4 separate regions of the Homo sapiens genome follow, and all the other regions are linked to region 1. The links are chromatin contacts, found by Hi-C or POLR2A ChIA-PET in ENCODE. All regions are on one chromosome and are shown on one strand. The core of a region is the stretch at or near the end of the contact, and the rest is flanking DNA. Distances in the headings are between cores, read along the strand shown.

Evidence for each region. Hi-C counts contacts between places; a loop is a spot of excess contacts on that map. ChIA-PET counts read pairs that join two places held with the same protein, here RNA polymerase II (POLR2A). Pooled maps may share reads with other maps.
Region 2: a loop to region 1 is called in a pooled map, with 3 times the contacts of the local background. The contact joins two enhancer-like sites. A Hi-C loop is called at or near these places in 7 of 168 maps with a recorded cell type or tissue (Right ventricle myocardium superior, heart left ventricle, heart right ventricle and 3 more) and 3 of 50 pooled maps. POLR2A ChIA-PET finds 5 or more read pairs at or near these places in 1 of 52 experiments (CD8-positive, alpha-beta memory T cell).
Region 3: a loop to region 1 is called in a pooled map, with 2.0 times the contacts of the local background. The contact joins two enhancer-like sites. A Hi-C loop is called at or near these places in 1 of 168 maps with a recorded cell type or tissue (heart right ventricle) and 3 of 50 pooled maps. POLR2A ChIA-PET finds 5 or more read pairs at or near these places in 2 of 52 experiments (H1 and HEK293).
Region 4: a map of heart left ventricle shows a loop between it and region 1 (8-fold over the local background). The contact joins two enhancer-like sites. A Hi-C loop is called at or near these places in 8 of 168 maps with a recorded cell type or tissue (IMR-90, Right ventricle myocardium superior, cardiac septum and 3 more) and 4 of 50 pooled maps. POLR2A ChIA-PET finds 5 or more read pairs at or near these places in 2 of 52 experiments (AG04449 and IMR-90).

What each region holds. Positions count from the first base shown.
Region 1 is chr1:115,247,063-115,253,919 of GRCh38, reverse strand. No RefSeq gene overlaps it. Among named protein-coding and RNA genes, the nearest start is that of NGF-AS1, 33 kb to the left of the region's middle. Within about 2 kb of position 1,944, at least 2 of the 41 ENCODE cell types and tissues checked have a DNase peak (open chromatin) inside an H3K27ac peak, as active enhancers do.
Region 2 is chr1:115,134,787-115,141,643 of GRCh38, reverse strand. No RefSeq gene overlaps it. Among named protein-coding and RNA genes, the nearest start is that of LINC01765, 39 kb to the right of the region's middle. Within about 2 kb of position 2,548, at least 2 of the 41 ENCODE cell types and tissues checked have a DNase peak (open chromatin) inside an H3K27ac peak, as active enhancers do.
Region 3 is chr1:115,327,262-115,334,118 of GRCh38, reverse strand. The region is part of intron 1 of NGF (nerve growth factor); the gene reads left to right. All of the region lies in intron 1 of NGF-AS1 (NGF antisense RNA 1), which reads right to left. Among named protein-coding and RNA genes, the nearest start is that of NGF, 7.6 kb to the left of the region's middle. Within about 2 kb of position 3,423, at least 6 of the 41 ENCODE cell types and tissues checked have a DNase peak (open chromatin) inside an H3K27ac peak, as active enhancers do.
Region 4 is chr1:115,182,088-115,188,944 of GRCh38, reverse strand. No RefSeq gene overlaps it. Among named protein-coding and RNA genes, the nearest start is that of LINC01765, 86 kb to the right of the region's middle. Within about 2 kb of position 4,369, at least 11 of the 41 ENCODE cell types and tissues checked have a DNase peak (open chromatin) inside an H3K27ac peak, as active enhancers do.

The sequences.
Region 1 (6,857 bases), core at 695-3,194:
CATTTAGGTCATAGCAATCAGTGTATTTGAAAGTCCATGTAAGCCTTTCCCCTTATCCCTGACCCTGAAATAACTGAAATTGCTGTTAATTATGCTCTTGCTTTCCATTATATGTTTACCATAATTAATATATCCCCCAAAATAAGTTTGTTTGCCTTTTTAGATTTATATAAATTGAATCATACTACATGTATTCTTTCATAATTTTTTATCAATATGAGGTTCACCTCTATTAGTGTGTATAATTGTCATTCACTCATTTTTACTTTTGTGTAATATTTCATTACATAAGTGTACTATGATTTATTTACCCATTCTAGTGTTGATGGACTGGCATTATTTCCATTTTTGCTGTTGCAAACAATGCTGCAATCATAGTCTTGTTCATGTTTCCTGGGGCACCTGTGCAAGTTCTCTAGGAAAGATACTTTGGTGTAGAATTCCTATATCACAGGACATTCACGTCTTCAACAATACCAAGGAATGCCAAATGGTTTTCCCACATGCTTAAGGCAATTTATACTCCAGCCAGCAGTGTAGGAATATTTTTTTTGTTCCACATTCTCCAAATACTTAGTATTGTAAGATTTGTTAGTTTTTGAAAATATAGAAGATATAAGTGCTACCCAATTGTGATATTACTTATGTAGTTGAACATCTTTTCACATTTATTAACCAGTCCTATTTCTTCTCTGCGAAAGGCTTGTTCATATGTTTGGCCCATGTTTCTTTTTCTTATTAATTCACAGAGTTTTGTTCTATAATAGATATTAATTATTTATTAGTTAATATGTTGCAACTATTTTCTAACAATTTGGGGCTTATCTCTTTTCTTTATGGTGTCTTTTGAAAGAAAGAAGTTTTTGATTATGATGCAGTCAAATTTATAATCTAATTTTATAAGGATTTCCTCATATGAATATTGTTTAAGGCATTCTTTCCCACTCCCAAAATTAAAAGCTATTTTCTATATTTTTCATTAAACATTTTGTAGTTTTCCTTTTTCAGTGGAATCCTTACACTTATTTAGAATGTGTGTCTGTGGCAGGGATCCAGTTTTTCCCCCACATAGACGAGCAGTTGTCTTAATGTCATCTGTTAAATGGTTAGTCTTTTCCCAGCTTATCGTCAATGCCAGCTCTTCCTGTAATGGCTTTCATCAGTTATGTATGCGTCTGTCTTTGGGCTCTATTCTGTTCCATTGGGCTTTCTTCCTATCTCTGCACTCAAACCACACTTTTAATTATGATAGCTTGAAATAAGACTTGATTTGGTAGAGCAAGTCTTCCTATCTAACATTTTTCTCTGGGAGTATATTGTGTACTGCATTTTGATCATCCATATAAACTTTAAAAATAGTCAAATTCTTCACAATCTTACTTCAGAATTTTATTAGAATTATATTGAACCTGTGGATTGATTTGGGGAAAATTAATAACTTTTACAATGGTCAGTCTTCCTGTCTGTGACCATGATATGTCTGTATTTATTTAGGTTGTCTTTAATATCTTTCAGTAAATTTTTATACCTCTCTCCATAAAAATCTTGCATATGTTTTTTAAAATCTATTCCTAGGGGCCAGCCTTTTTGAGGGGGAGTGATATTACAAATTCTTTTTTGACTAGGAGGTAGGAAATCCTTCCCTACTCCAAATATTCTCTTCCACGTGGAGGGAGCTTCACCCCTGAAACAATCCTGGTTGTCTCTGCCCCTCACTCACTCTGGCCCTGGGGGAGAAGAAGCAACATAATCTGATTAATGATTTGAAGGGATAAACTTGGCTTTCATGCCCAGGCATTTCCTCTTTCCTTCCTCTTAGGAGCTGCTCTGTCTATGAGAATATGTGGTCTTGATTACTCTAAGCCATGCAGAAAACCTAACAGAAACAACCCCTCCTTTACAGGAGATGCAGAAACACCAGCATCTGGTGTTCATATGCTGCTGGTGACTCACTGGATAAGGCTGTCTGGTTCTGGAATTCAGGATTATGAATCTCTCTTTTGCATAAATATTAGCGACATTCTCCAAAATCAATGTTTTTGGTAATAAAAGTATTTCAGCCTCTATCTACCTGTTCTTTTTTTTTCAGTTTTATTTAGGTAAGATTGATAAATAAAAATTCTATATATTTATGGTATAAAATGTGACATTTTAGTATATGTATACATTGTCAAATGATTACTACAATCAAGCTAATTAACATATCCATCACATCACGTGGTTACCATTGTGTGTGTGTCTGTGTGTGTATGTGTGAGTGGTAAGAACACTTAAGATGTATTCTTTTAGCAAATTTCATGTACATGACACATTATTAGTAACTATACTCACCACGTTTCCTGCATTAGGTCTCCAGTACTTATTTAACTTATAACTGAAGGTTTGTATCCTTTAATGAATACCTCCTCTTTTCCCCCACCCTACAGCTCCTGGTAACCACCATTCTACTCTCTGTCACTATGAGCTCAAATTATTTTTAGTTTCCACATGTTAAGTGAGGTCATGCAGTATTTGTCTTTCTGTGTCTGGCTTATTTCACTTAGCATAATGTCCTCAAGCTTCATCCATGTTGTTACAAACAGTACAATATCTTTTTTTTTTTTTTTTTTTTTTTGAGACAGAGTCTTGCTCTGTCTTCAGGCTGGAGTACAGTGGCACGATCTCAGCTCAGTGCAACCTCCACCTCCCAGGTTCAAATGATTCTCCTGCCTCAGCCTCCTGAGTAGCTGGGACTACAGGCACGTGCCACCGCACCTGGCTAATTTTTGTATTTTTAGTAGAGACAGGGTTTCACCATGTTGGCCAGGATGGTCTTGATCTCTTGACCTCTTGGCCGAGGGTGATCCACCCGCCTCGGCCTCCCAAAATGCTGGGATTACAGGCGTGAGCCACCACGCCCAGCCAACAATATATTTTTTTCAAGGCTGAAGTGTGTGTGTGTGTGTGTGTGTGTGTGTGTGATTTTCTTTATCCAGTCATCTATTGATGGACACTTAGGTTGTTTCCATATGTTGGCTGTTGTGAATAATGCTGCAAAGAACATGAAAGGGCAGATATATCTTCAAGATACTGATTTATTTCCTTTGGATAGATACCCAGAAGTGGGATTGCTGGATTATAAGGTAGTTCTATATTTAATTTTTCGAGGAATGTTACTGTTCTCATAATGGCTGTATCAATTTACATTCTCACTAACGGTATACAAGGGTTCACTTTTTTCCACATTCTCACCAACACATACTATCTTTTGACTTTTAACAATAGCCATCCTAACAGGTGTGACATGATATCTCACTGTGGCTTACATTTGGTTTCCCAGATAATTAGTGATATTGAGTTTATATACCTGTTGGCCATTTGTATGTTTTCTTTAAAAAAAAGTCTATTCAAGTCCTTTGTCCATTTTTAATCGGGTTATTTGTTTAGTTTTTCTGTATCTCTATGTTTTGTCTGGTTCAGAACTCAGGCTGGGAAAATAGATGCTATTAATTGGAATCCCTCAAACTCAATATAAATGTAAAATACTGCCATTATATAGACACACCATAGACTTTTCTATTTATATATAGACATTTGTATTTATACATTGATATCTGACAAACATGAATCTCTAAATTTTAGTTATTTATTTGCAGATTATTTTAGTTTTTTGTATTGAAAACCATATCTATAAACTACATTTTTATTTTTTTCATTTTTTTCCTATTCAAATCTTATAAATTTCATTTATAATTCTTGTTTTATTTGCTAGGTATATCATCTAGAAGAATGTTAAATAGAAGTGTGATAGTAGGCATTCTTATAAGACTTGCTTAGAAAACAGTCTGGGCATGGTGTTTTCTCTTTAGGAAGCTCTTTCAATACTTAATTCCTTAAAATGTTCATACAAACATTCATATTTTCTAATTTTTCTTGGATTAAGTTTGAAAACATTTTATAATGTTGAGTCCAGGAATTTTTCCCTTTCACCTATGTTTTCCAATTTTATTGGTATAAAGTTTTTCATTATACCCTCTTGTCTTTTAAATATTTCCTGTTTCTATAGATATGTTATGATCTATATATGACATACCTCCTTCTTTTCTTCATCAATCTTATAATTGATTTTATAATTTTTATCAGTGTCTCCACTCGGGCTTCATTGATCTTTTATCTTAGTTTTTTAATGCATTAATTTCTGTTCCTATCTTCTTGATTTCCCTTATTCTACTTTATTTGACTTGGTTTTGTTTTTTTCTAACTTAATTTACTAATTATGACCTAACTTCTCTTCTAATGTAAACATTTGAGACTATAAATTTTCCTCTGGGTACAGCTTTAACCATACTTCAAAAGTTGCTATTTTATTGTTATTACTTTTTAAAAATGTTTAGCCATTTTACTATAAAATGAAAAACATATACATAAAACGGCATAAACAAATGTATAGACTAGTGAAATATTTTAGTCAACATTCCTGAACCATCACTATGGTAGAAAAAGAAAATAGAATTTTGCCAGCCACCCAGGAGCCCTCCATTTGTCTTGGCCCAATCTCAACCCCCTATTCCTACAAAAGTAACCATATCCTGATTTTTACGGTAATCACATAAGAATGTTTTTTAATGGCTTTTTCTCTCACCTAAGTATGCATCATTAGATACTATAGCATTCTGTCATGTCCATTTAAAAAATATTGTTAGTTAGGTCTTTAACATTTCTTTTACTCTACAGTTTTTCATCCATTTCTTTCTTTTTTCTTTTAATTTAGCTGTTGAAACCCAAGACTTTTGACTCCCAGAGTTTCCTACAGTCTGGATTTTGCTTATGGCATGCCCATAGTGGAGTTCAACACATTCCTCTGTTCCCTGGATTTTTTAAAAAATGGCAGCTGCATCTAGAGGCTCAATCAGATTTAGGCTTGATCTCTTTCACAATACTACAGGTGGTGTAACGTTTATTCATCAGGAGGCATACAATGCCTGGTTGTCTCTCTTCTTGTGATATTGTTGCTTATTGTCCAGATCCAATAATTAATTAGCAGTTGGATTATGGTGATATTTCTAATTTTATAATTTTGTTTTTATTTGTTAGCTGGGAGAACTTTATAAAGAAATTCTTCCCTCATTTTGCTACTTTGTTACTCAATAATTCAGTTCATTTAGGAAGGCAGAATAAATGCTTATTATTTCCTCTTACTAATTTTAAGATAACAAATTGATTTTCTATCATCACCCAATTAGTTCTTAAAATATCATTATAAACACAAGAATGTAAATATATTTCAATTTTCTTATTCTTATTGATTCTTTATCCCTTCTTTGGCCAAAAGGAGTCTCTTCAAGTTGGTTCCTTAGTCCTTTCGTTATGATTTTAATAGTCTTTGTTACTTTCTTTGCTATTTTGCATGACAAAATATTCTAGTCTAATCTAATACATTCCTTTGCCAAATGTTGAATCAGTCATTTCTCCAAAAAGCCCTGGTATCTTTTCGAAGGAAATGATAATTCAATATTACATTCTAGGTTCTAGCAATGTTCATTGATACTGGCCTAGTCTTTCTCTAGGCCTTTCAGTAGATATACATATATAAAAATTGTTTTTATCCTCAAGGACATGAAGGGTAATAGAATTAAAATATCCATTACTATTCATTTGCTTTAATCCACATTTCACACATATCTGTCTGAGCATAATACTACTACTGCCACCACCAATCATGATTGTAAAATATATTTGCATATGCTATTCCTATTCTAGCCCAATTTTTATGCTAATAGTAAGCATACATTGTCAAATGTATGCCATTACATATTGTGTAGCCACAGAGATGAGTTGCCAAATTCTCCTTCACAGAGGGACTTTCTGCCCAGTTTCAAGAAGTTGGAGCAGTAGAGAGCCTACACTTGGAAGCTACTTCAGAGTCTACAAAAAGATACTTTCCTGAGATACTTTCCTGAGATACTGCAAAGAGATACTTTCCTGAGATTATGCTCTTCTTATTGCAGTCTTCATCTAGTGATTAAGAGAGGAGGGGGTATAAAGACCTGGCCTTTTTGGGCTAATGGCAGACACTCTGATAGTCAATACTTGCTCCAGACTTCTTGCCAAGTTGGCTAAGACTTTGTTGGGTTTGTGTGATAACCCAACAATCCTGCTTTCTCTCCCTTTCCTTCATAGGTGTTGATTCCCTAATAAACATCTTAAGCCCCAAATTCCGTCTCAATGTCTGCATCTAAAGAATCCAAACTACAACAGTTAGTACCAGAAATGGTGTGAGAAAACAGGCAATAAAATGATATTTTGAAGCTGGATTACTCAATGCTTATCTGGCAATGAGAACCCCATCATTGATGATAAGACAGTGTACCAATGGCCTCTGGCATGAGGTGGTGGTCCAGTCATTAAAACCATTAGGTGATGAATTGGGAGAATATACTAGGGAAAGAGAATGTAGTAGGGGTGATGTACAAGTTGTTTGATATGTATGGAGAAAATAGGGCAGGATTAGATGGCTATAAATAAGCACCATTGATGCACTACAGAAAGGTAAGGAATAACTAAGCATAATATGCAATTGAAAATCTGCTGTGAAAGCCGGAGAGCCTCTTTAGGTGCTTACAAAGAAGCTCTCATTTCCCATTATCACTTAATAGAATGGCTAAACATCAAACATGGTTAAATGCACAATAAAGTAGGTCTGATTTAACAAGATCGGGCCCCTATTTGAGAAATCTGGAACCTGGAAACATGAGATAGGGATATCTAGATATCTAGGCCCTGAGTATTTTGACTACCAAGACTTCTCCAAAGCTTCTTAGTTTGCATATGTAGCCCCACTCCTAAAAATCAGCATGGTCTCCCTTACCTTCCTCCCA
Region 2 (6,857 bases), core at 1,299-3,798, 110 kb after region 1:
AAACAATTTGGGGATAGAAGCTTGGTTTAGAAACAGATTGTGAAGCTCTCTGCTTGGGAAGTTTCCCCATGCCCCTGAGCCCTTATCTGGACCATGCACAACCATAAATGTGCGTTTACATGTGTACACACTCATTCACACCCCTCCAATCCATCCTCTATTTGCTCGCCACAAAGGGGTAGGATTAAAATGCTTCAGGAATCCAAAACCTCTGTAGGATAAAGCTGACACTCCTTAGCATGGAAGACAAAGCCCTTCACAGCTCTGCAGTCTCATGTCATACAACTTCATAACTAGACCTTCAGGATCCAGCCAGACCACCCCTCCCTGGCCTCAACTCCCCTAATACATTATTTGGCCTCACATATCTGCTCCTAAGCCCATGGTGCTTTGTCTGCCTGGAATGCCTTTTCCATAGCCTTGCTCTTGGTAAGCCTCATTGGTAGACCACATTTACTCTTTCAAACTTGCTCAAGAACAGCCTCTGCAGCAAAGCTGTCCTCCCCTCCCATGTCCCCCTCCTTATGCATATTTCTATCTATGCTGGGACACTGGATTGTAATCACTGGTTTCCATGGCTCTCTCTTCCACAGATGATGAATGCCTCAAGAATAAGAGCTATGTCTCAGTGACACTTGTATCCCCAGCTCCTAGGGCTGGAGACATAGAATGCCTAGACTTCTATGTAGCTGGCCATGGAATGTCCCCAGCAGATGTAAAACTAACCACTTGCATTTTTATTTAACTGTTCTGATTGTGTGCCCCAAACTACAGGATGATCTCTCAATGTTTTGGTGGGAACTGGAAACTTCTAGAGCTAAATTAGCTGCCAGAAAAGAACTGTTCACCGTAGGCTGGAGACCCATTGTCTCCTTCTGTGTTCCCAGCTTTTCATAAATGCCACTTCAGACTGTGGGATAGGCAGGTAGGAAGGTGGGCCACTCAAACTTGTCCAGCAATGTCTTGTTTTCATGAAGTCATAGAACCTCAGAATTGAAAGGGATCCTAGAAGCCATCACAGCCTTCCACCCAGGGCAGAACACCCCTACATTCCTTACAGGTGCTCATCCAAACTCAGTAGGTCTCAACTCATCCTGGTGAGGAAGCCTGGCCTGCTCTTGACTGGTTATTAGAAAAATGCTTCCTCATTTAACCGAGGTAATCCCAGCATTCCATGTATTCCTGTCTCAATAAAATCTCATTCAAATAAGAGTCTAACAACCTAGAGTAGGTGAAAATGCAATTCAAAACATGCTGGGAGTTCTCAAAAATTACTAAAAAACAATCATCCTCTTACAATCCTTTTTCCTCATATTTCTCTTTGGATCTCCTACTCGGTGTAGAGGCTCCCAAAACTCTCCCTCTTCTGACTATTCCCAACCAAGCCCGCAAGCAGGCTGCAGCCTTTCTCCACGAGGCCCCCACCCCCATCCTGCACAACTAATGATGGTGGATACTCTCAGCCTCTCTTGCTTTTTAATTTTCTGTTGTTTCCTGTCTTACCCCACTCCCCAGATTCTGCTCTACAAAAGGGATCCCAGGAGCTTCTTGAATATTGACAACACTTATTTTTTTAATTCTTTATAACATGTTGATGGAAATAGAAGCATCTGCATGTCAGGAAGCTGTCATACTTCTCTAACGTCTTTTCTTCTCCAGTCTACACCATCCCCATTTCTTCAACTGACCCTCCAATGGCACAGCTCCCAGAGCCCCAGCACTCCGATGTGCCATTCCTTTTGATATCACCCTTGAGTAATTCCCACAGTATTTAAAAAGAGATGCACAATTATTGTGGATAATAGTAATTATCCACAATAATTCAAGTGTGGTTTCACAACACATAAGACTGTGGAACTCCATGAAAAAGAAGCTTTATGAATGAAGCTGAATAATGCATTACTTTTACCACATTTTCTTAAAAAATAAAAATAAAAAGTACAACTCTGTTCAAAACTGGACACTAACTTCCCGAGGGCCCACCACACTCCCATAGGTAGGCATGTTGTGAGTGGAACGCCGATGGACGCGGGCCCTTGGCACGACAGGCGGGGCCGAGCACTCCTAGGAAGGCCACTGTGTGGGGTGGCTTGAGGGGCTCTAGGGAAACCCCATCCTTCCCATCAAAAATATCCCCACCACCAGGACACATCACTGTCCCATGTCACTCAAAGGCATTAAAAGCAATTGGTAAGTCGCAACTAACCCAACAGGAGGAAGACACCCTCAGGAATGGGCATTAATTAGGGTCTTAGCTGAAGTTATTTCAGATATTATTGGCTACCGCTAAAGGAAGTAGGGAAAGTTCTGAATGTGCCATAGGTGAAGGTTGTGTACCTCCAGGGGGAGCATGAGGTGAGGTGAGGTGAGGGGAAGGCAATGAGAGAAACAAAGGGTCCATGTGAAGAGAATGATGGCGCCTGGTAAGGAGACTGGCCTGAGCCGTAAGTGCGTCTGTGCTGCTTGGCTCAAGCTGCCAGCAACGGGAGCGTAACTGGTTTCACAAGGCTCCCAAGTGGAGCCACACTGCTCGCGGCCTCCAGTGAAGCACACGACCAGAGTGCCCTCTAGCGGGGGGAACGAGCGCTCACCACCCCTCAGGTCCAGGTATTAATAGATCAGCATGGACTTGAATTTTCCGTTACCCTGCTTCAGTCATTTGGTCAACAAGCATTGGTTGAATTCCCACTATGTGCTAACACTATGATAAACACCAGGGGAACATGTGAGTAGGCATGATCACCACTCCCAAGAAGTTTATGGCCAGACTGAGGGGGTAGGACGAGTCGGGGAGGCGTGGGTGCCAAGGATGCAGGCTTGCAAAGGCAGAAGGGGTGGATGGGCCAGGAAGGTCTTCCCAAGAGAGCAGACCCTCATGCTGAGGAGATGTTTGCTGGACAGACAAGTGGGGGATGGGCATTAGCACAAATTGGAGATGTTCTGTCCCCACCTGGAGAAAGAGAAGGTGGGGGTCATGGCCAGAAAGGAAGCTGGAGAGGGGCGGATAGGGGGAGATCATGGAGAGCTTGGCCTTCATTATAAAGATGACAGGAAGCCACAGAGGCATCAATCAATTTTGCAGATTTATAAAAGGATCACTCTGGTAAAGGGAGCAGCAGCTGAACTGCAGGGAAGCAAAACAGATGCCAAGTTTAAAAACGAGGGCCAAAATTAGGATCAAGATGAGGGAACCGCAAAGGGGAACAGATGCGAAGGAAAGAAGGTCAGCAGGACTTGGTGCAGATTGGGTGTGGAGGATAAAGGAAATAGAGGGGTCTCCACTGTTAGTGGAGAGGGGACTCGACTAACTCTCAGCTCCAGCTTGGGAGGCTAGCTTGATGGTGATGTCATTCGTCAAGCCAGGAGTAAAGGAGAAGGAGCAGGTTAAGAAGAGAGATGGTGAGTTCAATTCTGAACATGCAGAATTGGATGTGCCTGCCAGGGACACCAAGAGGAAATTCTGGGAGGTAACTGGTAATTGACTGTTTAGTCTGAAGCACTGGGAACTGATCTGGGAGTTGGCAGTGACCTATGGCATTGGAAGGGAAAAGCTCTCTCAAGGTAAGCACTCAACATGAAGAGAGAAAAGAGCTGAGGACAAACCCTAAGGGAAAGCTAATGCTTAAGAGGCAGTCAGAGAAACAGCAGCCCCGTGGAGACTACGGAGATTGAGGTGGAAAGAGAACAAGAAAAGAGCTGAAGCCAGAAAAGAGGGAGCTGCAAGAAGAAGGGTGTGACCAACTTCATGAAATGGCTACCAAGACAATGTCTTGTAATGAGTTGAAGAGTCAGTGGGCATGAGAGAGGGAGTTTGGTCTTGCCGGCATTCAGCTTTGTGATCTCTTCAATTTGGATTCTTAAAATGTCAGTTTTGTTTCACTCTACCGCTCTGTGTTCAGGACACTCAGGTAACTATTTCTTAGGGGATGCAAATCCTTGCTTTGGTAATACCTGTCACAAGACTATGAGAAGGATTCAATAGGATCATTTACATAGAGCACCTAGAAAATTGCCCAGCACATAGTAGGCACTCAAAGCTTCCTCCCCCACTGAAATAACATACTTAGGAAAGTAAATTTAATAGAATACAGATGCACATTAGATTAGCTGGTCTCTAGGCTGACCAGGTCATGGCTTCCACCACTGAACCAGGTAACCAAGAATGGTGTCAGGTCAGTACATAAACTCCACCAAGTGGGCACTGTGATCCGGTGGCTCATATGTTTGCTGGGGATCAGAAATTGGATCCTGATATTTAGATTCCTTACTAACCTTAATGACTCATTACAACAATACTGTAAAGATGGATACCATTATTCCCTATTTACAGGTGAGGACACTGGACTTACAGAGGTTCTATAACTAGCTCATTGTCACACATTCTGTCTTGCAAAATGGGGTCCCTTTTTAAACTGTGTCATCTTCAGGATGTCCCTTTGGAAGATTTAGGATGAGAGGGAATGTACAGGTGTGCTCGCAGGCACACACACAGACACACACACACACACACACACACACACACATTGTACTGAATGGTAGCCACTCTGAGCCAAAGCCCAGTTTGTTCTCAGCCCTGCAGCTAGCTCATTATCTCATCCTTACTAAGCTTCTCTCATTGCTCAGTGCCTCAGTTTCTCTATTTGGAAAATGAGACAGAATAGTCCTGTGCTTCCCCACTTCCTTCTAGGGAGTGGCCCTGATGAGATCATGTCTGGGTTGCAGGATCCATGGAAATAGGTGAAGCCAGGATGTGACACTGAGCTGTTTGGCTTGGACAGGGGGAAGGCCCATCCTCTGTCTCACTTTGAGTGGATGTGCACATTCAGAAGCCCCAGACCAATGTTACAATGCCTAATGATCAATTATTCACTTCTGGGGCCTAGAACAAATAGGAACCTGGGGGTTTTAACAGTTTTACACAATGAGAAGCAAGTAAATAAAAGCTATTTAATGATAAACCTTCAAACCCAAAGGTGCTAGGCCAAGTTTAACTAAAATGGCATAAGGTCTGTAAGTTGTTATATGGATTTGGGGACCTGGTTTCTTTACCCTGCCCACATTCTTAGCTTTATCCCTCCCTCTGATTTTAAACTAGCCCCATTTCCAAGTGCCGAATCCAAACAAAGAAGCTGAGGACAACTTTATTGGATACAGTGTAAAGAAATCTCAACAGGGCTCCTCCAAAACATCTCACACCTGAAGGTTATCAGTCTTACATTGTCTTCATCACCCCCAGCAGGTCTCCCTTACCTCTTTCCCACCCTTCTTATCTGTCCCTTGCCCTCCGCTTCCCTATGTCTATACACACATACACACACACCCCTCTAGCCATTCCAACTGTCAAGAGGGGCAAACCACCCTGAAGGTATCTTGCCCCACAGCCTTCGGAGGATACTCATGTGTCTGGAATGTTCTCTGGCCACCTCTTCACCAAGCCCATTCTGCCCTCTCGTCTACCTGCTCCTGAAAATCCACTTCCTCTTGAAGGTCTTCTTAATTAGATAAAAGCAGCTTCCCCAATCCCACCTACCTCAATCTATATCTTATAGCTGTTCCCACAAACCACTTTCCTATCGCAATTATTCACTCATCACTTTTTCTAACCTCTAAAATGCACTTAACCTTTATGTGTAACTGATGTTTATTCTCTACTGGTCAGTTATGTAACTTTCTGATGTCTTCCCATGTTCATGTGTGTCCCAGACTTATATAATGTCAGCATGGGAAGACAATGAGTTATCTGGCAGCAACAAAACGGCATTAATAAGGAATTTGTAAAGATGAGAACAACGATGATCACATTCTACAATTATTTATTGAGCTCCTCCTATTTGCTCAGCAGTGTGTTATCTTGGGGTTGCGATGTGAGACAGCCATTAAAAATCTATGAAGTACAGTCCTTACAAGAAGAAAATGTTATCAATTTCTCACTGAACACTACAATTCGGAATTTACAAAGCATTCTCCAATATTGGCATTGGACCTTCATTTCTGTTAGATAAGTTGGCCATGGTTGCTTATCATCAGATGTCATCATTCCCATTTTACAGGTGAGGAAATAGAAGTGTGGGGACGTTCGTGGCTTGTCGAAGTTCACATAGCACAAAGTGTCAGAGCAGGGACTCCTGAATATGGATCCAGGGTCTGGGGAAGCAAAGAAAGTAACACACCCCCAGACACAAACACAAGCCTCTAAGGGAAGTAACCAAAACTGTAGGTGATGGGTGCCAAAAGAATACGTGTAGATGACACATGTTACAGGCATGCAAAGAATCACGATGAAGAGTGAGCCACACAGAGAGTCTCAGGCAGACAAAAGATAAACACTGCCCAGAAACGGCCTTTGGGGACAGCACAGAGTTACAGCCCTTCAGGCCAATATCCTCTGCTCTGAAACAGCATCACACTGCTTCATGTCGGGCACAGAAAACAACATCAGCATTCTCCAATGAATCATTTTCTGGGCACCAGTATTAGGAAATAGTTTGACTTTAAATGGCATCTACATCCTGAAGGAAACTAAAAGTAGCACTTTCTACTGCCATGACCCATGAGTTCTTCCAACTGGACTCTCCAGGAAGGGGAGGCAGTGCTTTCCTCCCTGATCCCTCGGTCTCCCCACACTCGGCGCTCTCCCCACCACCCCCTACCCGCCATGCTTGCCCCACACTCACAGGACTTCTGGGTTGTGGTGGAGTCTGCAGATACGTTTACACTGAGATACTCACATGTGTGTGTGCCTAGGGACGTTCCACTGACTTTCATTCTCCAGATCTCTAAGAAATGACTTAGGCTAGCATAGATTCTGTTTCCATAAGACTGAGACTAACCAAGCTTTCCTCTTGTCATGGGGGTTT
Region 3 (6,857 bases), core at 2,174-4,673, 79 kb before region 1:
CTCGAGGGATGGTGCTTGTGGCACTGGGTTTATTCTCAAGTAGAATAGCTCATTATTCTCACCTCTGCTTCAAGGTCTCATTGGGGGACAGAAAATAGAACTATTTGTTTATTTATAGTACCTAGGGTTAAAATGAATAATGTCTTCAGAGGGTAGGAGGGTATTATAGGAACACATGCTTTCTACTCATGCCCAACTCATTACAAGTAGGAGTGAAAAGGAACTGCAGAGCTTGGCGCTGATTTCAAATGAGGGAAAAAAAAGAAAGAAAAGAAAAGAAAGAGAGAGAGAAGAGAGAAAGAAAGAAAAAGAGAAAGAAAGAAAGAAAAGAAAGGAAGGAATGAAGAAAGAGAGAGAGGGGGGAGGGAGGAAGGAAGAAAGAAAGAAAGAAGGAAAGAAAGAAAAGAAAGAAAGAAAGAAAGAAAGAAAGAAAGAAAGAAAGAAAGAAAGAAAGAAAGAAAGAGAAAGAAAGAAAGTCTTAAGGAGCTCCCTCCCCAAATGAGGTTGATCTGATGATGAAATCTGTCAGGTGGAACTAGCAACAATGCTTTTGAATTGCCTAAGACTGTAGCCAACGCATTCACGTGCGGGAAGTCTTTTTTTTTTTTTTTTTTTTTTTAGTAGTACTATTAGTCAGAGTCAGACAGTCAGGATTTCCCTGAAAATCCACCACTGGGCTAAGCAGATTGAGATGTTTTGGCACTTTTGGCACCGCCTGTGGTGGCTTCTGCAGGTGGAGAGCCCTGCGAATGAAAGAAGCTGGCTATGAAATCAGTGGGAATGAACCACCCAAGTTTCACACAGAAGCCCTTCCACATTGGGCAATTTCAATCCACTACTACAGGAACAGTTTCCCAATAACCACGAAGTATTTGTTGTCAGTACAGATGGGCTGATTTTCCCATTTCCTTTGGCTGCTCCTTCAGTAGTCAGAGTTGGTGGTATAGGTCACCTCCCCTCTGTGTGCAGTTGCTAAGTGAGCCCAGGGAGGATGGTCTCAAGAGCTCAGCCCTTGCCCAGGTTAGGGGGTGGGGGAGACTGTCCTGACTTCAGTTCTTCATCATTACAGATGGATTACAACCCTCATTAGTAATGGAGTGACTTGCATGTCTCACTTGCTCAGTCTAGTGAAATGCCAACCCATTTTTGGATCTGAGCAGACCTGGCTGAGAGGTCAACGATTGAGGTACTGCCTCATCACTATGGATATGTATTGAACCCCCATTGTGTATGAGTGATGCCAAGTGGGACAGGCTCCCTTTGGATTATGGAGAACACTTTCAGAAAAAGAAGTCACACTGTTTCTAGCTGCCTGAGAGGTGCTGGACTAGATAAGCAGGGGGAAGGACGGGGTACTCCAGGAAAGTGGAGACATAGGAGGGCCTCTCCTGTCCCTAAGTTTTCTCATCTGTAAGACAAAGATATTAGTAGTAGCTATGCTGTCATCTGGCTGTTGTGCACATTAAGTGGGAAGGCATAGGCAAAACAGCAGCACAGGCCTGGCATGAGGGGGGCACCAACGAACATGAGCTTCCTCCCCTCACGTTCTCCCTTGGAAGGGCTGATCTGAGGGGAGCCCCCACTTCATAGTTGTTTTTTTTTAATTTCAGGTAGGATAACATCTTTTTTGTATGTTTTTAATGTATCTGTGCATATATAGCTTTTCTGTTTTGGGAGGAGAAATCTTTTTGGTTGCATTGAAGACTTCTCTAGGAATTTACTCACTGATATTTTGACCTTCTGTAGTTAACATTCTCATTTTGATAGAATTTTAACCAAACATTTCATCTTGCGATTTATCTTCGCCTTGTAATGTCTGGGTAAGAGAAGACTCACGGAGGTTCTCCTGTAATTTTCTTTCAGAGGCAAACTTCTCCTCAGACTCTTATTTCAGAAATGTTATGCAATGCTCTCTAAATAAGGCATTTCTTGAGAATGACCATGTTTGCTTGCAGCTTTAAGAATGTTTTGCTTCCTTACTCCACGTAACAACTCCTCTGTGTCTTTAGGATTTTAAATGTCTTAGGAATTCTTCAAGTTTACAAGAAAAGAAAGAGAAAGTGAATTTTGCTATGGCAGTGGGGCATTTCTGCTCTCCCAGACCAAGAGCCAAGGGTTAAGCAGCTGTTGCTGAATTACATAGAACCTGTGGTTAAAGGGGAAGATTGTCCTCGCCCCACAGGGGAGGGGGCCCACCATGTATGAGGCTACTGGATAGATTTTCTTCTCTCAATTAGCATCCTTATTAATATGCTACCTGGGACACTGGGCACTCTGGGGACTCAAAATAAATATAAATCATGATCCTGCCCCAAGGAGCTTGCTCAGGAGTCATAACTAAAAGGCTTAGTGGCTCATGAGAGAATATAAATGAGCTGAGGCCAGAGATTGCTGGGGCTGTGAAAAACTAGAGAGGCTATGCCTCATTGTTAAGGGACAGGCCAACCATTGCTGTAAAGGATTATAGGTCCAATACAGATCTCTTCAAGAACTTTTCAAGAAAAGCCAAAACTTTGAGACTGAAAAGCCAAAACTCTGAAATTTCTTCACTTTCCACACATGGGTACAGACCAAACAAAATTTGTCTGCAGGCTTTTTAATCTTCTTATGTGAATTAACACATGGAGCAATTGCAAGCAGTATCAAAACTGGAACTAGTGGAAGTACTAATTCTGTGAATATATGACCTCCAAGAGGGACAGGTCTGGATGTCAAGAAGGCTTTCAGGGAGGCTCCTCGGAGGGCAGTGAGGGGCTGTCCCATAGGCAGGTAGGATTTTACAGGAGTCCTGGCACACAGATAGAACTGGATTTAGGTCCAAGTTCACTTCTCATTAGCTCTGTGAGCACATTACTTAACCCCTGTAAGCCTCAGTTTCTTCATCTGTAAAAGGGAATCATGATGCCAACTGATTTTTGAGGGCAATTGTGAAGGGGAAAGGAGAGAGTGCTGGAAAGTTCTTACCTCAGAGTCTGGAATATAGCCAATGCCCAGTAAGCTGAGGCCCCTTCCCGATGTGGACCCCCTCATTGACATTGCAGACAATTGCTTTTCAAGGATTTTGAATTGCTTTTTCTGCCCCAGGAAAAGCACAGGAGGTCTGGGTTATTTTTCTCCTCTGCTGCCCTCTTCTTGCTTCTCCCCGAGGCCTGTGGCTGCTTGCCCAGTTGCCCTTTGTCAGAATCCCACCCTTTAAAAGCCTGACCTGGGCCACAGCAGAAATCACAACCCTACTCAGTAAGGAGAAGTACTCCAGGAGGCTGTATAGACACGCACGGCAAATATTTAAGGAATTCTTAGGAATAAAAAAAATTCGTAAATCTGGATTTTTGCATGAGGCCATCACAGGAACATGTTTTCTCAATTAGCGTGCACATTGCTTGGAGTGAAGTCACCGAGTCCACAGCCCATCAGGGCTGACTCGAGCTGAGCCACCTGATCAGACTTCACTTTCCATGACCTAAATGTGATTCAACCAACCTGCCACTGCCCCTAGCTGCTGAAACAAAATCATCCCTGAAATCCCAAACCAGGGTGGAGATGTACATGCTCCTCTGAAAAGCAATCTAATTTCAGATCCTGGTTGTATTCACCCCAAATTGAGAAAGACAGCACTACTCTGGAGGGTGGATTGATAGAGTCACCACAACACCTTGCATGTTTCTTTTCTTTTACCATTTATTGTTAGATGGCGACTGTGTGTAGCCTTTCAGAACAGATGACTTCTTTAGGTTCTGAAAACAGAGAAAATAGTTTCTTTTGCTAAAGCATACATCAATTGCCTAAAATATTAGCAGTCAGTGCCTGAGATGAGTGATTATATATTCTGGATGGTTTCCTGGACTGACTCTTTTCCAAGCAAATGGCTTTGTCAGATATTTGTAATTTCTGAAATATTTTATTAATGATGTCCTCTTGCCAGAGGGATGGTCCAGAGTACACAATTAGCTGCATGCCTCAGAAGCGAGATGCTGCCCAGCATCCACTAAGATCAAGCAGGAGTTCAAGGACACTTCTAATCAACTGCCATAGAGCAGAGAACAGAAAATGTTTTTACAAGTTGAAGGCCGGGTGTGTGGCCCATGCCTGTAATCCCAGCACTTAGGGGGCTGAGGCGGGAGGATCACTTGAGGACAGGAGTTTAAGGCCATCCTGAGCAACAAAGTGAGACCCCATCTGTACAAAAATAAAAATAAAAAAATTAGCCAGGCATGGTGACATACACCTGTAAGTCCTAGCTACTAAGCAGATTAAGGTGGGAGAATCACTTGAGCCCAGAAGGTTGAGGCTGCAGTGAGCCATGATCATGCCACTGCACTCTAGCCTGGGCAAGATAAGTGAGACCCTGCCTCCAAAAAAAAAAAAAAAAAAAAAGAAAGAAAGAAAAAAGAAAACAAAATACAGGTTGTGAAATCAACTTAGTGTGCAACTCTCATTAGGGAAAAAAATGAAAGAGCATAGAGTAACATTTTCAAAAATTAATATGCATTGGATATAGCAAGGGAAAATTTTTATGAAACTTTTGTTTTAGTTGTACTGTATGTATGTACATATACATATATATGCAAACTGGCTCATGATGGAAAATGCATTTTTTTTACTATAAGTCATAGTCAAAAAAAGTGTGAAAGCCACTGGCATAGACAACAGCATGATTTCGAACAGCGGATGGCTCTGAAGCCAGGCAAGCTTGGGGTTAAGTCCCAACTCTGTGATTTGCAGTTGTGTGATCTTGGGTAACTTTTGTTCTCTAAGCAACAATGTCCTCATCTGTAAGGTGAGACTAGTTTCTCTCTTGTATAGCTGTTGTGTAGATTAAGTGACAAAGTGTATGAAGTACATCTGTGAAGTACATACATAGATGTATGAAGTACATACTATGAAGTTCTGTGCCTGCCACCAAGGACACCCTCAGTAAGTGAGAGCTGCTGTCATCATCTGCCTTCCCCTTGCCCATTCCTCCTCCTTCTCTTCTTCCTCTCCTTCTCTTCTTCTTCCTCCTCCTCTTCTTTTCCCTTCTCCCTTCCTCTTTCTACTTCCTTCTCCTCTTCTTTTCCTCTTCTACCTCTTCCTCTTCCCTCTTTCTTATCTTCATTGTAACTACTCAACCTCATCAGAACTATTGACAATGTTTTTATCCCTAAGGTTTGCTTTTTCTCTGGCAAACACAGCAAAGAAGCAACAATAATCGTATCCTGTCTTTGGCCCCACCTTCTGCACTGTCTTTCTCCCATTTCATGCTTGCAAAGCCATCTTTCTTTGATTCTCTTCCCCAAGCATGACCATAACAGTAATTGTCCAAGGGGCACAAGACATCCTCCTCCCTGTCACTGGGCACTGACATTGGGTAGCATGGCCTTTCATGGCCTTGCCACTGGGGTAAACGCTTTGGTCCTAGTGTGGGTTCAGTGACTTTGGCAGGAGCTTCTGATCCCACAAAATCATATCCTTCCCCTTCAGTATATTTTTATAAGAACAACAGGGCTAAGATACCATTAAAATGTTGATATTGTCAAAATTCTAAAGAAGTTTCTGCCCAGAGCAGAGAGTCTAACATTTTCTCCTGAGCGAGGCTCCAGGCTGCCACAATGCAGAGGGTTTCAATTTCTCCCCTGGTATAAACAGTTTAAAGGCTCTTAATGTGAATGCTGGAGCTGACACCTTCAGGTAAACCCTGATCCTAACTCCAGCCCTCAACCCAATGGGCAATCTATCACTGACCTCAGACCTTTGGTTCCCAGTGGAGGGCACATGAAAGAGTGACCCACACCAAGATTCTACCTTAGGGCCACAAAGGTGACATGTCCCAATTTTCTTGAGAGCCTGGCTAATGTAGCCTCTGAGGACAGATCAGTGATGACAAACTGCCTACCTCTTAGTTCTCATGGAAGCTTAGCCTGCCCCCATTCTGTATTCACCCTTGTTCCCCCAGGGCTCATTCCAACTCTCTCCCTAGTAAAATGCCCTCCCACTGGGCCCCATTTTCACCGCTAGTACTCAGAGAGGATTATTAGTGACATCTCCTCTCAAATGCTGAATTCCTGTCCAGACCAAAGATTTAATGCTGCTTTTTAGGCAGCTAAGATATCTCTATTTGAGGTTGCAAGGTAGTGGGACAGAAGGCGAGAAAAGAGACCTGCTTCTAGGGATAATGTTCATCTTTTTAAGTGTATCCTCTTCTCTCCACCGCTTATTCCACTATTGCCTGTAAAATTAATGTCGCCAAGCCAGTTGTCCATTTCAAATAATATTTATAGCAGAAGAGAGACATTTGTCACATCATGCCCTGCCCCCACCTCCCAAGCAGGTGAATGATATTGAGCCAAGCACCAGGGAGCTGGAGTGGACTGCAAACAAGCCAGCAGAGAGATGTTTAAATTCATTGCTGTTGCACCTGTTTTTAAAGGAAAAAGCAAAGGCTGACTTACTTTTTTTGTGCTGAAAAGGTGGCGGGGAGAGTGTATTTCCACCCTTTCTGAAAATTGCAATGACAAATGGAATCAATTGCCCCTGAAATGACACACCACTAAGAATGTTTCTTACGCATGAAACGAATTACCTTTCCTTTCACCTGTGTTCAAGAGTGTTGTGTTTGTGTTTTCACAGGGAAAGTGTGAACACTAGAAATGTTTTCATTTTCTGTTTTGAAGAGGTCAGACTCCAAAGCTTGACTTCAGATTTCATGCCCATGTGTCAGCATCTCTGTGTCTTGGAAATGAAAGAAAATATTTTGGGGGTGGGGTTTTCAAGTGCTGTTTTTGAACTTTTCCAAAAAAGAGCAGGAGATGTCAGAAAGCAGAGAGCTTCATAAAGCAACACAAATATGTTTCAAAGGTTCTTTTTAAAGCATCTTTATG
Region 4 (6,857 bases), core at 3,120-5,619, 67 kb after region 1:
AGAGGGAGGAAAGCTTCCAGGAAAGAGAAGGCCAGCTCCCCACTGCCACTGAGAATGAAGGGGATGTGTGGGCAGACACCTTCATGGCATCACTTGCTGGGATGGCCCCCCCTCTGCCTGTCAGTCTGTCCTGGGAACCACAGCCAGTCCTGGCCTCCTGTTTTCAGCTGGCAGTCAGGGGTCAGTAGATTGACCCAAGTTGCTAAATGGCATCAAGTTTTTGCTCATGCCTAAATTCTCTTTCTTCTTTTAACCAGACTAAGCCCTAAGAGATGCCAGGGAAAATGTGTTCCAAAGGAATCCTTTAGCAGCCATAATGAAAGTAGAAAGGCCTTCAGTCTAGGAGAAATCTAGATTGAAAACCCAGTTTCATGAGAATCTCACAGTGCAAAATCATTTCTTCCTCATTTAAATAACAATAATACCCAGTACTTCTATACTGCTCAATATGTGCCCAGCACTGTTCTATATATTTGATATGTTTTAATCCACTTAATTCTCACAACAACCATGTGAGGAAGGTTCTAGCATTGCCCCTGCTTTACAGATGAGAAAACTGAGGCAAAGAGAGGTTAAATCACCTGTCCAACAAGTAATTGACAGAGCCAAGATTTGAACCCAGACAGTCTGGCTCCAGAGCCTGGACACTTAACCACTGTTCCTTACCACCCCCTAAGAATAACAACGTCCCGCCAACACAGAAAGAACAGGTGTGTGTACATGTGAGTGTGGGTGTGCAGGGGAGGAGCGGGAAAGCTATTTTAATGAGGTGAGAGATTTGTTGATGAATAGGATGACAGTAGATCTTAAGACAGAAGATGATTCCAGGCTATAGTGGGTTAGGAAGTCCTCATGAAGGAAGTCCATCCACCTGATGGAGGGCACCCAGAGGAGTGAAGAAAATCAATATGGGAAAAGGAATTTCAGCAGAAAACACTTAGCACACAATAGGCTCATGCATTCAATGCAGCAGGTGTTTATTGAGTACCTAGTATGTGCCAGGCCCCATTCCAGACATTGTTGAATCAGCAGGCACCTTCCCACCTTCATGGAGCTTACAGTCTAGTAGGGGAGATGGACAAAGAGAAAGCCAATGAATGAATAACACAGCTAGAAAAGTGATGGCTGAATGAAGGAAGGAGCTGAGGAGAGATGACTAGGTGATAGGAAGGCCTGTCTGTGGAAGGAACATCTCAGGTGAGGCAAGAAAGAGCTGAGTGGGTGTGAGATGCTGGAAGAGCAGCAAATCCTTCTGGAAGAGGAGCACACTAGACAGGGAAGAGGTGACAGGGCCCCAGAGCCAGACAGTCCTGGTCACAGCAGCCTCTGGAGGCCACCAGAAGGAGTTTGGATCTCATTCTAAGGGGAGTGCAGAGACACTGGGGGCTTTCTGCAGGAAAAAGACACCCCAATTTATGTTTAAGAAAAGATCTCTGACTCACTATGGGGAGAACAGCTTGCAGGGATGTAGCCAGGAGGGTACTGCTGTCATCCAGGCAGGAGAAGGTGGTGGCCCAGAGAGGTGGTGGTGGTCAAGGCAGAGAGCAGAGGCATTTGGGAGATATTTTAGAGATAGAATCCACAGGTGCTCATACCTTTGTTTCTACCACCGTTGGGAAACAGTTTTTATAGGCGGCCACAGAGTTTAGAGCTCAAGCAGATGACTTGATGAAATGATTTGCCAAGCAACAATCCAAAAGAAGAGGGCAGGAAACGTTACGCACCCCCACCCAGAAGGAAGACAGACAGACACAAAGGGATGCTTCGTCTTCCTGGAAGCAATGGTCCCCAGGCTGCCCTCCAGGTACACACAACTCTGAAGGACAGATGCAAGAGAGAGCCAAGTTCTCAAAGGCACTTTTGAATGAGCTTGAATTTAGGGCAGTGATCCAAACAAGAACAATACACGTTCTGTGGAAAGCAGAGCATGATCCCCACTGGGCACTTGAAGGCAGCCATGGTAACTGAGAGCGTCCTGGCATATGGGCTCACTGGGGAGACCCCAAGTAGCTCCCAGACCTAGGGAGTAGAGATGGCCTTCTGCAGAGGGCAACAGAAGGGAAGAGCTCACAGAGGCTCAGAGAGGGAGAGGGAAACACAAGTCAGAGAGTCCACGTTTGCAGCTGCGGAATCATAGCCAAGGACAACGTCTGTTAGAATTGGCATAAAATTGCCATTGGTCTTGAAATTCTTAGTATTATATTTCAATTTAATAGATTTTTTCCTTTTAAATAAAACCAGTAGTGTTCTAATCAGTTATTTTGCTAGCTTCCTAATCTTACTCCTTCATTTATTTATTTAGTACCTGGTTATTGGCACAACATTCTAGACCAGGGCTTCTCAAACTTCAACATGCACATGGATCACCTGGCTCTCTGGTTAAAATGCAGATTCTGGTTCAGTAGCTGTGGGGTGGGGCCTGATATTTTGCATTTTTAATTAGTTATCCGGTGATGCTGATGGTCATTGACCCCCACTTCAAGTAGGGAGGCTTTAGTCCAATTAGACATTCCTTTCACCTGACCTTTGGTCCACTTCTCACTCCACTTTGAAGTTAAAATAAAATGTGTTCCTTCATTATTTGAGTACCTACTAGATACAAGGCAATGGATTAAGTGTTGGGCAAGAAGAGAGATAATACAAATGCATATGATACCATGTTGCCTTTAAGGAATGACCATCTAGTTGGAGGTGGAGAGAGAGATGGGTACTAATATGAAGTCTGAGGCTTACACTCTGCCAGGCCTCTCATTGCAGTAGAATTACAGTTTATGCATTGCCCCACTTAATCTTCACTATCATCCTGAAATAAGAGTGGCTCTATCTTACAGAGAAGGAAAGCCAGACAAGGAAAATTTCACTAGACTTCTCAAGCTCACACGGCCACTGAAAAGTTGGATTTTGGTTCAAATTTGAGTCTGTCTGGCTCTAAAGCTCAAACTCTCTTCATCAAGCCATACTGAGGACATAGACAAATGTAAATGCCCCCAAGCTTTGCATTTTATGTGATATGTGCAAAATGAGAAGTACAAACAGCTTGCTGGAGGCAGTCGGGGTAGGGGGGTGGGAGGTGACCCCACTGTAGACTCAGTGGGGAACTACAGTATAGTTGTATATTATAGTTATATACTATATACTATATTTGTATACTATAGCTATATACTATAGTATATAGCATATATACTATATATAGTATATGGAACTATAGTATATTTACTAAATTTGACTGGTTTACCAGAAAACAGCAGCAGTGAAGACATCATGTTGAAAATGTATTTTTTCAACATTGCAGAAAAGAGACAGGTTTTCTTGTTTGTTCATAAATTCTCCTTTTATGGACTCAGTTCCACAGTCCAGGAAGCCACTTGCCCAGCCAAGAGATGTTGGCGTCTCTGGCTCAGGGCTCCAGAGCCAGACAAAATGCTAACAGGCATTTTGTCTGCAAACACCCAGAGTAAGCGCTGCCCATCCTAGGAGCAATCTTCGGTTACATGTCTACCTTAAGCCAAGCAGAGAGCAGAGCACAGCCTGGAAACCCAGGATGTGAGAGCATTCATTACCCTGCATTATTTGGCCAAAAACCTACACGGGCATGTGCACACACCCCTCACAGAGAGGTTCTCTTCCCCTGTCACCATGGCTTTTCAGAGCCCCTGCCTCTCAGCATCGCCCTCCCACATTAGCCACACAGCTGGCTCCCTCACGGTCCGCCAGCTACTCCCTGGATTGTCCACTAACTAGGAGCCCATGTGGCAGTGTGTCTGGGATTCAGAAATGACTCCACTTTTTCTGCCACTGAGTCATTGTTATTGGGACAGAGATGGGAAGACCAAACCTATGAAAGTGAAACTAGTCTCTGTCTGAGGGCCACTCCTTACACTGCCATACTGGGAGAAGCAGGGCGGGAGGTCCACCTCAGGCTCCAGTGTGCCTGGATGGTGGCGAAATGTTCCATTTCATATTTAGAACAGAAAGGCAGTCTGTCATTAAGCACTGAAATACCTGGAAATCAGGCCCTCCCCAAAACCTAAGAGAAGGCTTTAGTCACACTCTCCTTTCCTCAGCACTGACGTGTGCTTTCTATTTCCTGCACAGCACACAGTAAACTGAAGCATGCTAATTAGAAAAAAGGACCCCGTCAACATTTCCAGGCAGGTGTCACTTCCCAAAAGCATAGAGCAGCTTCATCTCCATACCTGTCACTACTCCTAATCTCATTCACCTCCAGAAACCCCTCCAGGCCACAAAAGCAAAGGGCAGTTTGTGAGTAGGTGTTTCTCCTTTGGCCCCAAGAATGGGGACTCACAGAGCTATTTTTGTGCAGTCACACACATGCCCAGCAGCCAATGGTACATTTTGTCATTAAGTAGATATGAGAGGGAACTGAAGGCACCAGTATTTCTTTTGCCAAGCATTGTGGAGAGGGTTTCTGGAACCGCTGAAATTCCATTTCTCTCTTCCAGCTGCTGACTATAGGGGCAGCACTCAGTGTCCAAGGATGACACTTTAATACAAATTGAACCTCTGCCATAATGAAACGAGCTGGGTTTTAGGGGTGATTTGTTTAAAAGCCACATCATAAATCAGCTGTCAGTTTTTCTTTCTTCCAAGTCTGGCAGGCTCACCTTTACACTGAATTAATCGCATCTGAAACTTGACCTTCCAGCCCTGAAGCCTGCTGGAAACAACATGTGCTCTACAACTTTCAGTCGAAGCAGCAAGAACTTAAATTGTTCCACATTTTTAATAAATGGGCCTGGAATCCACGGGGCGACTCCCATTGACCTAGTTGCTCAACATATTGATCAAATGAAAAGGATAGAGTCATGTTTGCAATGACCAGATTTAGAAGATCATTTACTGACACTGGCAGGACCAAGCATGGACAAAACTGATTCATGATCTTAAGCACAATGAGAGTGAGTCCCAGCCTGAAGAAAAGCCCAGAAACATTACATTCATTGCCAATAACAGCTTGACTGGGTAGGGGGTGGGGAGTGGGGATAAGTGGAAGTGAAGAGAGGAAGGAGGGAAGGCATGCAGGAGCACCCGCCAGGGAGGGGAAGTTAGCTGAAGCCTTCTCAAAGGAGCCGGGGCTCTGGGACTCCTTCCAGCTTCTTGCTCCTCTGATGCTAAAAAGCGAAATTTGATTGCTCGGGAAAAAGTAACTTCGGAGCTGGTTGTCACAGGGCCTAGGAGTTCATGCTGTAAGTTGGCCCTAATAAGAAGCCCCCGGCACTGTGCTAACCACTGGACTTAATGATAACACAGATAAGGGCCTTGCAATCTTGGGGGAAGAAAACATGAAAATCGATTTTGGTTTTTAATATGATGAATGGCTGCTACAGGCCTGTACTAGATTCAGGGATACAATAGGGAGAAAGATACACAGCCCCTTCCCCACAAGATACTTACAGTCGAGCTGGGGAGATGGATATAAAACACAAAGCGTGATGGGGTTTGTGGGAAGGCTTCACGGGAGCCCATAAGAAGACCCCAGGCTTGGGAGCACAGGGACTTCTTACCAGGAGAAGGATGTTTAACTGGTTTTTTTGAGGATGGGCAGCAGTTCACCACATGGGGCTGCGGGGCCAAGGAAATTGGGGTCAGAGGAGGGCGCCAGTGTCACACACAGAGGGACTAGGTATGAAAGCTCAGAGGGAAGGGAAGGCCTAGTGCACCTGTGAAACTAAGAGGACACAGTAAGACTGGGGCATAGAATTCGGCAGCTGAGGGGGTCAGAGATAAAGCTGGACAGCCAGCAGAGCCACCTGGACCACACATGGCAGGAATTTAAATAGAGGGGTGCACAGATGAGGGAGTGATGGAACTTACTGAGGGTGGCTGGAAAACGCTTTGACCAAAATAAAAGCCTCTTAAAGGATGATTAGGGACTTACCAGAAGAAGCGAGGCCATTCCAGGCAGAGGAAACAATATATGCAAAGGTATTTTGGCACTTTGAAAATTAACCCTATTCTCTCTCCTATCCCGAGTAGGGTCCAAGATGAGCAACACACCCTCTACCAGACTCTCCTCTGTAAAGTCATATCAAGGCTCAAGATTGTGAAGCTTCAACCTCCAAAAAGAGTGGAGGGAACCAAGAATAAGCAACGCTTGCTACATAGACCAGGGACCCTCCTGCTAAGGAAGGCCTGCGTTCCAAAACCAGAAACATAACCCAGCCAATTGGAAAAACTTTGGAGGAACCAGGAAAATTATCACCTCCTAGGGGAGGTTCCTGTAAGCATCTATTGCTTATCGTTAATAATGTAGAAATACCCTCAAAACAAGGATTTCAGAAATTATGCCAACTCAGTAAGCAACACCTACCATATGCCAGGCCCTGAACGGTAAGTGCTCCACAAGCACCATCCCATCAATCCTCTAGTCACCCCCATGACACGTAAGTGTTCCCATTACTTTCCGGATGAGTAAGCTGAAGTTAAATACCATGCCCAATGTCTCAGATGGTTGGTAAATGGCAGCTGGGGGAAGGACCAGGACTCTGTGAGCCACACTTCCCCACACTGTGCCCTGCTGTTCCCCTAGGTGATAACCACTCTCCCTGATGCCGCTGAGGAAAATAACATGGACAACAGCAAGAGAAAAATTATTTTTTATTAAACAATTTTTTATTTAAAAAATATTTTTTAATAATTATTTTTAAAAATAATTATTTAAATATATTTTTAAATAATTATTTTTTAAAAATATTTAAATAATAAATTTAAATATAATTTAATTATTTAATTTAAATTAAATTATTTAAATACATTATATTTAAATAATTGTTTTAAAATATCTATCTAAATATATTATTTTTAAAAATATTTTTTATCTTAAAAAATTTTTATTT